2 separate regions of the Homo sapiens genome follow, and region 2 is linked to region 1. A link is an interaction called in ENCODE POLR2A ChIA-PET data of the cell type or tissue named here. Cell type or tissue: Panc1. All regions are shown on one strand.

Region 1 (5,000 bases):
ACACCAGTGACAAGCTGAGACAGCGAGTGGACTGCCTCAAGTGGGAATAGCTGTGGGGATATTGAAATATGGGGGCCGGGCGTGGTGGCTCATGCCTATAATCCCAGCACTTTGGGAGTCTGAGGCAGGCGGATCACGAGGTCAGGAGTTCGAGAGCAGCCTGGCCAATATGGTGAAACCTCATCTCTACTAAAAATACAAAAATTAGCCAGGCTGCTAATTTTTGTAAAAATACAAAAATTACAGGTGGTGGCACGCACCTGTAGTTCCGGCTACTCAGGAGGCTGAGGCAGGAGAATCACTGGAACCCGGGAGGCGGAGGTTGCAGTGAGCCGAGATTGCACCGTTGCACTCCAGCCTGGGTGACAGAGCAAGACTCCGTCTCAAAAGAAAAAGAAAAAGAAATATGGGTGGGCTGCTGTAGCAAGTGGACTAGACCCAGCTCCAAGTGAGGAGAGGGCTGTCTGAAGCCTAGGTAAGGGCAGGGGGGCTTCACTCTTAACTGGCTTGGCATTTAGTAGTGGTCTTTAGCAAAAGCCATAATAAATATATAGCCATGCTCTTCAGCTCAGTAATCCTATTGCCAGCTTATCCTAAAGTCATCCAAAAGAAGAAAAGTAATGACCTAACAGCAATGTTGGTATCAGTTCAGCCCCTAAAACTTAGCACTCCTTGGTGAAATTTTATTCAGTTGTTGTGTGTGGTCAGAAGTCCATCTCTTGGTCCCACATCCGTTGGAACCCCACTGTTATGAAACTTGGCACGTTGTGCTGTAATTATTTGTTTGCAGGACCAGTTTTTGTCCATCTTTATAGTTGCAGCATCAGCCCAGAATCTGTGGTGTTAGCACCAGCTGGGTGGCCACATTTTAGGGTTCTTGTTGCAGAACTCTCAATCTAAACTAGCTCAAGGTCAGGTGTGATGGCTCACGCCTGTAATCCCAGTAGTTTGGGAGGCTGACGTGGGTGGATCACCTGAAGTCAGGAGTTCCAGACCAGCCTGGACAACAAGACAAAACCTCATCTCTATTAAAAATATAAAAATTGGCTGGGCGTAGTGGCTGACACCTGTAACCCCAGCACTTTGGGACACCGAGGTGGGCAGATCACAAGGTCAGGAGTTTGGGACCATCCTGGCTAACACGGTGAAACCCCGTCTCTACTAAAAATACAAAAATTAGCTGGGTGTGGCGGCAGGCGCCTGTAGTCCCAACTACTCGGGAGGCTGAGGCAGGAGAATCGCTTGAACCCGGGAAGTGGAGGTTGCAGTGAGCCGAGATCGTGCCACTGCACTCCAGCCTAGGCGACTGTCTCAAGAAATAAATAAATAAATATACTAGCTTGAACAAAATGGGGGATTTATTGGCTCATGGAACTGAAGGAAGGGCTGAATGCCCAATTGTGGGAAGGGCAGGGATACAGGCCGACTTTAGGAATAACCGGACCCAGGACATAAATGCTACCAGGACGTTCTTTTCACCCCCAGTCTCTGCCTCTGTTTGTGTACATCAGCCATACTCCCTTTCCTGCAGCCTGTCTTTTTCCACATGGCAGGAGATGGGCCACTAATTCCCACAGACTAGCTTCTAGCTCTGTACATGTCAAACCTGTTTCTCCTCCTCTGTCCACGTGTGTGTTCAATGCTAGGCACTGTTTACATCCTCGTATCACCAAATGACTTTCTGCCCTGCACGTTGGTGTAATAAAATGAGGTGAGTCAGATTGGCGGGCATAGAATTATTCCTGGAAGCTGTTCCTACTTTTTTGTTAAAGTATCCTGTATTGTCTGATATTTTTGCTTTTATAATCAGAATTTAAAATGCCATTTCTATTTTTTAAGAAAAGACCTGGCCAGGCATGATCCAGCACTTTGGGAAGTCAAGATGGGCGGATCACTTGAGGTCAGGAGTTCGAGAGCAGCCTGGCCAACATGGTGAAACCCTGTCTCTACTAAAAATACAAAAATTAACCTGGTGTGGTGGTGGGTGCCTGTAATCCCAGCTACTTGGGAGGCTGAGGCAGAAGAATCGCTCGAACCTGGGAGGCAGAGGTTGCAGTTAGCCAAGATTGTGCCACTGCACTCCAGCCTGGGCGACAAAGCGAGACTCCGTCTCGGAAAAAAGAAAAAAAGACCCTATCACGCCTGTAATCCCTGCACTTCGGGAGGCCCGAGGCGGGTGGATCACCTGAGGTCAGGAGTTTGAGACCAGCCCAGCCAACATGATGAAACCCCGTCTCTACTAAAAATACAAAGAATTAGCTGGGCATGGTGGCGCGTGCCTATAATCCCAGGTACTCAGAAGGCTGAGGCAGGAGAATTGCTTGAACCCAGGAGGTGGAGGTTGCGGTGAGCCGAGATCGTGCCACTGCACTCCAGCCTGGGCAACAAGAGCAAAACTCCATCTCAAAAATACCCCCCAAAACCAAAAAAACACAAGATGCTAATGCAGCAGAATTAGACAAAATAGATCGATTCTTATCTTTTTATGTGTGTTTATCTCACTCTGTCACTCAGGCTGGAGTACAGTGGCACGAACATGGCTCACTGCAGCCTCAACCTCCTGGGCTCAAGCAGTTCTCCCACCTTAGCCCCCTTAGTAGCTGGGACTACAGGCACATCCCACCACGTCCAGCTAATTTTTATATTTTTTTGGTAGAGGCAGGGTTCTGCCATGTTCTGCCACTTGAACTGCTGAGCTCAAGTGATCCTCCCACCTCGGCTTCCCAAAGTGCTAGGATTACAAGCGTGAGTCACCATGCCTGGCCTGATGAATCCTTCTTGACCTGCTCCCTAAAGGTCTCGTAGAGCAAGAATGGCAAGCATTTGTTCTGAGTTGGTTGGCTTATTGTTTCCAGCTATCCCACCCCCTCCTATAATTAGATTATATGTCCAGCCCCATTACCTTGCTTTTCAGTGCCTCAAATGAGACAGTGAATGTTTCCCCACCCTTGTGACTGTGGACGTGACCATGTGACTTGCCTTGGCCAATGGGGCGTGAACAGACATGAAGTAAGCAGTAATCTTAGCTGAGGCGTTGTAGTAATTGTATGGTGTGTGCTTGGTTTCTATTGCGTGTGCCATCCATCTGAGAAGAGCATGCCCTAGGGATATGCTGCTTCTTCAGCTTGGGTCCTGGAATGAGAGACACCTGGAGTAGACTGGAACCTAACTCACAGTACAGCTGGGCCAAGTACAGTTGAGCCCAGCTAGCCTAGTGCAGCCACAGTTGACCTACAGACCTATAAGAAAGAAATGTTTGCTGCCGTAAATGACTAAGTTCCAGGGTTGTTGGTTACACAACATTGCCACAACAAAAAGCTGACTAATACTCCAGACACTGCATTCTCTCCCCAAATCCCCCCCGCCCCCTTTTTTTTTTTTAATTTTATGGGCCTGGCAGGCCGGGTGCAGTGGCTCACACCTGGAATCCCAGCACTTTGGGAGGCCTAGGTGGGTGGATCACCTGAGGTCAGGAGTTTAAGACCAGCCTGGCCAACATGGTGAAACCCTGTCTTTACTAAAAATACAAAAATTAGCCGGGCGTGGTGGTGAGCACCTGTAATCCCAGCTACTCGGGTGGCTGAGGCAGAGAGAAATGCTTAAAACCCTGAAGGCAGAGGTTGCAGTGAGCTGAGATCACACCACTGCACTCCAGCTTGGGTGATAGAGTGAGACTCCGTCTCAAAAAAAAAAAAAAAAAAAAAGGTATGGGCCTGGCGTGGTGGCTCATGCCCGTAATCCCAGCACTTTGGGAGACCGAGGTGGGCGGATCACCTGAGGTCAGGAGGTCGAGACCAGCGTGTTGAACATGGTGAAACCCTGTCTTTACTAAAAGTAAAAAAAATCAGCTGGGCATGGTGGCGGGCACCTGTAATCCCAGCTACTCAGGAGGCTGAGGTAGGAGAGTCACTGCTTGAACCCAGGAGGCGGAAGTTGCAGTAAGCCGAGATCGAGACACTGCATTCCAGCCTGAGCGACAGAGAGAGCCATCTCAAAAATTAATTAAATAAATAGATAAATACATAAATAAATTTTATGGAGATAAGAGTGGTGCCAGGGAGACCTCCCGGTTTGCCCAGCATTGAGAGGTTTCCCAGAATTTGAGATTTTCAGGTTTTATTTTTTATTTTATTGTATTGTATTTTATTTTTTTGAGGTGGAGTCTTGCTCTGTCGCCCAGGCTGGAGTGCAGTGGCGCCATCTCAGCTCACTGCAAGCTCCACCTCCTGGATTCACACCATTCTCCTGCCTCAGCCTCCCGAGTGGCTGGGATTACAGGCGCCCGCCACCACGCCTGGCTAATTTTTTGTATTTTTAGTAGACATGGGGTTTCACCGAGTTAGTCAGAATGGTCTCGCTCTCCTGACCTCGTGATCCGCCCGCCTCAGCCTCCCAAAGTGCTAGGATTACAGGCGTGAGCCACCGTGCCCAGCCTGAGACTTTCAGGTTTTAAAAAACAGCTTTATTGAGATAGAATTTATATTCCCATATACCTCGTTCACTTAATGAGCATATCAATGTTTTTTAGTATATTCACAGGGTTGTGAAATTATCACGGCAATCTTATTTTAGAATATTTTCCTCCCTCTTAAAACGAACCTCATACCCATTAGCGGTCACTCCTCACTCTTCTCCCTCGACCCCAATCCCTAAGCAACCACTAACCTACTTTCTGTCCCTACAAATTTGTGTATTCTGGACCTTCTGTATACATGGGATCATATAATATGTGGGCATTTTGTGACTGGCATTTTTAAATTAGCAATATATTTTCTAGGTCTATCCACGTTGTAACATGTATCAGTTCTTCATTTCCTTCCTTCCTTCCCAACCTCCCTCCCTCCCTCCTTCCCTCCTTCATTTCCTTCCTTCCTTCACTCCTTCCCAACATCCCCCCTCCTTTCTCTCTCTCTCTTTCTTTCTTTCCCTTCCTTCCTTCCCTCCTTCCTTCATTCCTTCCTTCCCTCCTTCCCAACATCCCTCCCTCCTTTCTTTCTCTC
Region 2 (5,000 bases), 440 kb before region 1:
TCAGGGGGTTTGAGCCACACAGCCTGGGTTCAAAGTCTCGTCTCCCGTTTTATCTAGCAGTGCGACTTAATTAACCTCTGTGGTGTAGTAATTGAACTTTCCACGAATTTTCCTATTTAATCTTTGTTACAGCCTTCTGAGGAAATGCAGGCACAGAGGAAGACATTCATTCTTTCAAAATCATTTGTTCAACCAATGCAGCGGCCTACTACGAGTGTGACATAGTTCTAGGTGCTGGAGTTCAGCGGGAGCCAGGTAATTTGCCTAATAGCAGTGGATTTGAAGACTGTTCAAGCCTGGTAGCACCAGCAGACCAGGTCGGCGCAGGCCTCAGCCCCGTGGCACTCACAATCTAGAAGTGGGAGACAGACAATACACGAATGAATGAGACCATTTAAAGATGCAGAAAATAAAATAGAGGGAGGGAATGGGATGCGCCGTCGGCTTATTGGAGGTGGGCCAGGGCTATGTGAAGGACCGAGGAGCCGCAGGGCGGGGGTGCAGGAGCCCCGGCACGGCGCCCTCTCTGCGGAGCCGACTGGGCGGCGGTCCCGACGCACGCTCCTAGGGTCAGCCGCAATTACCGCCTTTATTATTATAAGTCGCGGCCCCCGCACTGCCCAGCTCTTTGCGCCTTAGTTTCCCCCTCTGTGCGCACTCGGGTCGCGAGGCGCAGAGGACGCCCCAAACAACTTTGCGCTTCCCGGCCTGGCCGCAGGGCGGGGGAGGGGCGGCGCCGGGAGCGGACTCCGTTTCCCACAAGCCCGAGCCTCGCGCCATCTTGCCGGTGGGCGGTGGCTGCCCGGGGTTGGCCGTTTGGGCCGGCCGGGTGCCACCGCTCACCCCCAGCCCCGGCTTCTTCCGCTGGGGGCGTGGGACCTGCTACTCGGAGAGTCTAGGGACCCGGACAGCTCCTGCCCGCCTTCTCCACTCTTCCTTTCCCAGGAGCCCAGTCCACGTGTCGGTCCGTGCGGAGGAGCCCGTTCGCTCCTCGCTGGCCGAGGGCTGGAGGACCTGGACATCGGGGACCGCAGCGTCTCCTCACCAGACTCCCTGTCTGCACACGATGTCCACTCCCCTGCATTCTCAGATAGCCCCTATTCTCAGATGGCCTCAATGAGGACAGAATGAGGAAGGGTCCAATGAAGACTAGGGTCCTGGCGTGAGCGCAAATCGTCGTCCTGAGCGCTTAGAACGCCTGGGTTTGGGACTGGAAGGTTGCGTTTGGGGAGTACGGACAGCTAGGCCACCCCCTGCCGAATAGACCCTCCCCTACCCCTGCCCGGGGGCGGAGTAGGGGAGAGGGGCCTGTAGAGGGGCTGGCCCTTTAAGGGGGTGTGGTCGGGGGGCGGAGGAAGAGCGAGACAGAGAAAGCGCTTCGGCGGCTGCAGCTCGGGCGGCGGCCGCGGGGGACAAAGGGCGGGCGGATCGGCGGGGAGGGGGCGGGGCGCGGCCAGGCCAAGCCCGGGGGCTCCGCATGCTGCAGCTGCCCCCGGGCGCCCCCGCCGCCGCCCTCGCCGCGGAGCCGCGCGGAGCGGAGCCGGCGAGCTAACCCGAGCCAGCCGGCGGGCGTCCCGGAGGCGGTGGCGCAGGGAGGGGCCCGACGCTCGCACGTGGCCCCGGCGGCCGCCATGGCGGACAGCGGCACCGCGGGGGGCGCGGCGTTGGCGGCCCCGGCCCCCGGGCCGGGCAGTGGCGGCCCAGGACCACGCGTCTACTTTCAGAGCCCCCCCGGGGCCGCAGGAGAGGGCCCGGGCGGGGCGGACGATGAGGGCCCAGTGAGGCGCCAAGGGAAGGTCACCGTCAAGTATGACCGCAAGGAGCTACGGAAGCGCCTCAACCTAGAGGAGTGGATCCTGGAGCAGCTCACGCGCCTCTACGACTGCCAGGTGTGTTCCCACCCCGCGCCGACACCCCAAAATCGGTCTCGCGCCGGTCCGCCTGGCAGCTCCACTGTGAGCTCGCCTGTCACTGGAGTCAAAGGGCGCTTTGCTTCCCCGCGCGCTCCCCTCCCCTCTGCACTCCCGCCCCCAATATATACTCTTTCTTGCCTGACCTAAGTCACTTCTGCCTTCTCCGTTGCCTCGGACCCTGCCCCCCATCATGCCACTCCCCAGGTCAAGCCTAGTGTCCTCCAGACGCCTCAAGGGGTAGCCTGAGCCTTGGGCAAGAGGCAAGGGGGCTATCCTGGGCTGGCAGCGGCAGGAGGTCTCACCGCCTGGTGCCCGCTGGGTTAGACTGTGGTTACAAGGTGCTGGTCTGGTAGGACGGCTGCGGCTGGGCTGTTCTGTGGGCTAGCCTGGAGCTCCATCTTGGCGTGCGTGCAGGCTAGCCCGCTTTCTGGGCTCTGCTTCTCCACCCCCATGACTCCCTGGTTGTTCAGACGGTGACTCAGGCCCCGGGGGGCAGGGTGGAGGAGTGGGTTTGCCCGGTGCTGCCTGCCTACCCTAGCCCAGCCCTGGAATGCAGCTGACTACAAACAGGATAGGGGCTTCCTGGGGAGGGTGTGGCAGGGTGGTGGGCATCCCCTCCCTCACCAAAGCATGGGCTCTTTGTTTCCTCTTTGCCAGGCCTGGGTCCTTCCCAGTGACCCCTCAGCCTTCACTTCCTCCTCACTCCCGGGGAGCTGTGACAGGTGTTTGGGGGAGGGGAGGGGGGTATGATAAGCTGGGACAGCTGCACCCACCGGTGCTCTGGTGAGATGGGGGGCCCGGATGTTGGGGAGACACATCTGCTGGGTTCCCAGCCCAAGGTCCCCAACCCTGGCTGTCTGGCCTTGTCTGTCACCCCCCGTGCCCACTGGCAGGGACAGGAAGCTCCCCCCCCCACCCCGCTTTGGGCAGTTTGCCTTGGCACGGGCCTGATCTGTTTTCCTCCCCAGAGCAGCTGCTGTTCTGTCTGCTGGGCAGAGGGCTGGGTTCCTCCGAGGTAGGCAGGGGCCTCAACCCAGAGCCCCTCTCACACCCTCTCTCCAACTCAGGCTTATGTCTCTCCCTCCTCCCCCACCCCCACCCCAGGAAGAGGAGATCCCAGAACTGGAGATTGACGTGGATGAGCTCCTGGACATGGAGAGTGACGATGCCCGGGCTGCCAGGGTCAAGGTGAGGGGGCTGGGGGGCGATGGGTTGCCTGAGGCACTGCCCCGGGAAAGTGAGGCTGTGGAGCCAGGCCCTCAAGCCCCAGCTCCTGCCTCAACAGAATGGGGCCAATGCCTAGCTGTGAGGTTGTTGTGGCATCTCCTGTGCCTCAGGGTGGCCCCAGTCTCTTGGAAGTGGGTATAGGCGAGCTCCAGGCCCCCACTCCTGAGGACTCACTTATCCTTCCTCCCCCATCCTCTGCTAGGAGCTGCTGGTTGACTGTTACAAACCCACAGAGGTAAGAGATTTCCTGGGGGGCTGGCGGGGGTGGCAGGGTGAGGGGAGCCCGGCTCCTGTCATCTTGGGGTCTGGTCTCCTTAATGTTTACCCTCCCACCCCATCCAGGCCTTCATTTCTGGCCTGCTGGACAAGATCCGGGGCATGCAGAAGCTGAGCACACCCCAGAAGAAGTGACGGTCCCCGACCCAGGAGAACGGTGGCTCCCACAGGACAATCGCTGCCCCCCAACCTCGTAGCAACAGCAATACCGGGGGACCCTGCGGCCAGGCCTGGTGCCATGAGCAGGGCTCCTCGTGCCCCTGGCCCAGGGGTCTCTTCCCCTGCCCCCTCAGTTTTCCACTTTTGGGGTTTTTTATTGTTATTAAACTGATGGGACTTTTTGTGTTTTTATATTGACTCTGCGGCGCGGGCCCTTTAATAAAGCTAGGATACGCCTTTGGTGCAGCTAACAGGCTCGGCTGGTCTCTTTTAGGGGGGCACACTGCTCTTTGACTTCTGCCAGCTCAGCTTCTCCCCAGGTGACCACAGGCCTTCCTAAGGGCCACGTAGCCATGACGATAGCCCAGTGCTGGCTCCCAGACCAGGAGTTGAAAGTGGCTGGGGAGCTGTGGGGGTGGGGGGAGCAGTATTGCTGTTGGCAGGCAGGAACACTCCTTTCTCTCTGGGCAAGGGCCACCATGTCATTGAGCCTAGACCCCCAAGGCTCCACAGTCGGGAAAGGAGAAGGTGGTGGGGTATGCTGGAGCTGAGGTCTCTGAGTCTCTCAGGGCCCACAAACACACACAGGCTTACTCCTTGGGCTTTTAAGTGTTTTTTTGTTTGTTTTTGTTTTTTGTTTTTTTTTTGGAACAGTCTGGTCCCTGATGGGGGCCTCTCCCCCTGCCCCTCCCCAGTCTGGTTACAGCTCAGTTCGTCGCTCTATTTTGAGCAGCTCCACCTCGAACACCAGGGTTGCACCACCTGTAGGGGAGAAGGGGAGTCAAAATGCCAACCAGGGCCACAGGGAGGTGGGCTGGCTGCAGGTGATGGGAGGTATCAAAAGGTTTACTACCTGGAATCTTTGGGGGAGCTCCCCGCTCTCCATACCCTGTTGAAGATGCACAAAGAAACAGTCAGTGATGGCCAAGCTCCCTTCCAGTGTGGGCAAAGGGAGAGTGTTCCGCCCCTCTCAGCAAGAAGGCCAGAAATGGAGAAGGGTAATGGAGATGGGAAGGGGGTGCCAAAGGCCTGGCAAGGGCAGAGTGGGGCCACTACAGCTGAGTGCTTCAATGATCTTGCCCTGTACTCACTGCTAGACACAGCCAAACTTGGAGGAGGCATGTATTGTAATGAATGGATACGGTGAAGACCAATGAAAAGCTGAAGCAGCTTTCACCCTTCCCAGTCACACACCCCAAACTCGCTCTGCACCCTCAGGAGGGGCCTCTTACCTAGCTCGGATGGGATCACCAGCTTGCGCTTTTCCCCCTCACACATCCTGCAGGAAGACACATGCTCAGCCCATGGCAGCACCCAGGGCCCTTGTCTTGTATCCCTGGGGCTTGCCTCCCACAGCTTACCTCCTGGGCGGTGGCCATGCACGCCCCCACTCCCAAGCCCATTCCCCCATGACTCACCCCAGCA

What was found. ChIA-PET counts read pairs that join two places held together with the same protein. Peaks named below come from ENCODE experiments on the same cell type or tissue, not always from the same donor. Only the 100,000 strongest peaks of a DNase experiment are listed, where the experiment ranks them.
Region 2: POLR2A ChIA-PET joins it to region 1 with 12 read pairs; 3 of 35 experiments call an interaction of 5 or more read pairs at or near these places.

What each region holds. Positions count from the first base shown.
Region 1 is chr11:63,801,084-63,806,083 of GRCh38, reverse strand. No RefSeq gene overlaps it. Among named protein-coding and RNA genes, the nearest start is that of SPINDOC, 9.9 kb to the left of the region's middle. In Panc1, no CTCF peak of the experiment used is centred here; a DNase peak (open chromatin) is centred at 2,853; H3K27ac peaks cover 282 bases.
Region 2 is chr11:64,243,305-64,248,304 of GRCh38, reverse strand. FKBP2 (FKBP prolyl isomerase 2) reads right to left here. Exons shown (of 6, transcript NM_004470.4): 3 at 4,994-5,000; 4 at 4,808-4,854; 5 at 4,429-4,464; 6 at 4,173-4,337. The coding sequence ends at 4,276. PPP1R14B (protein phosphatase 1 regulatory inhibitor subunit 14B) reads left to right here and starts at 1,362. Exons shown (of 4, transcript NM_138689.3): 1 at 1,362-1,889; 2 at 3,018-3,101; 3 at 3,343-3,375; 4 at 3,483-3,826. The coding sequence starts at 1,632. The coding sequence ends at 3,551. It overlaps LOC114841035, which reads right to left. Exons shown (of 6, transcript NM_001370414.1): 3 at 4,994-5,000; 4 at 4,808-4,854; 5 at 4,429-4,464; 6 at 4,173-4,337. PPP1R14B-AS1 (PPP1R14B antisense RNA 1) reads right to left here and starts at 2,439. Exons shown (of 2, transcript NR_135087.1): 1 at 2,216-2,439; 2 at 91-352. RefSeq lists silencers at 649-788, 1,509-1,688 and an enhancer at 4,597-5,000. In Panc1, no CTCF peak of the experiment used is centred here; a DNase peak (open chromatin) is centred at 2,381; H3K4me3 peaks cover 4,213 bases; H3K27ac peaks cover 3,399 bases.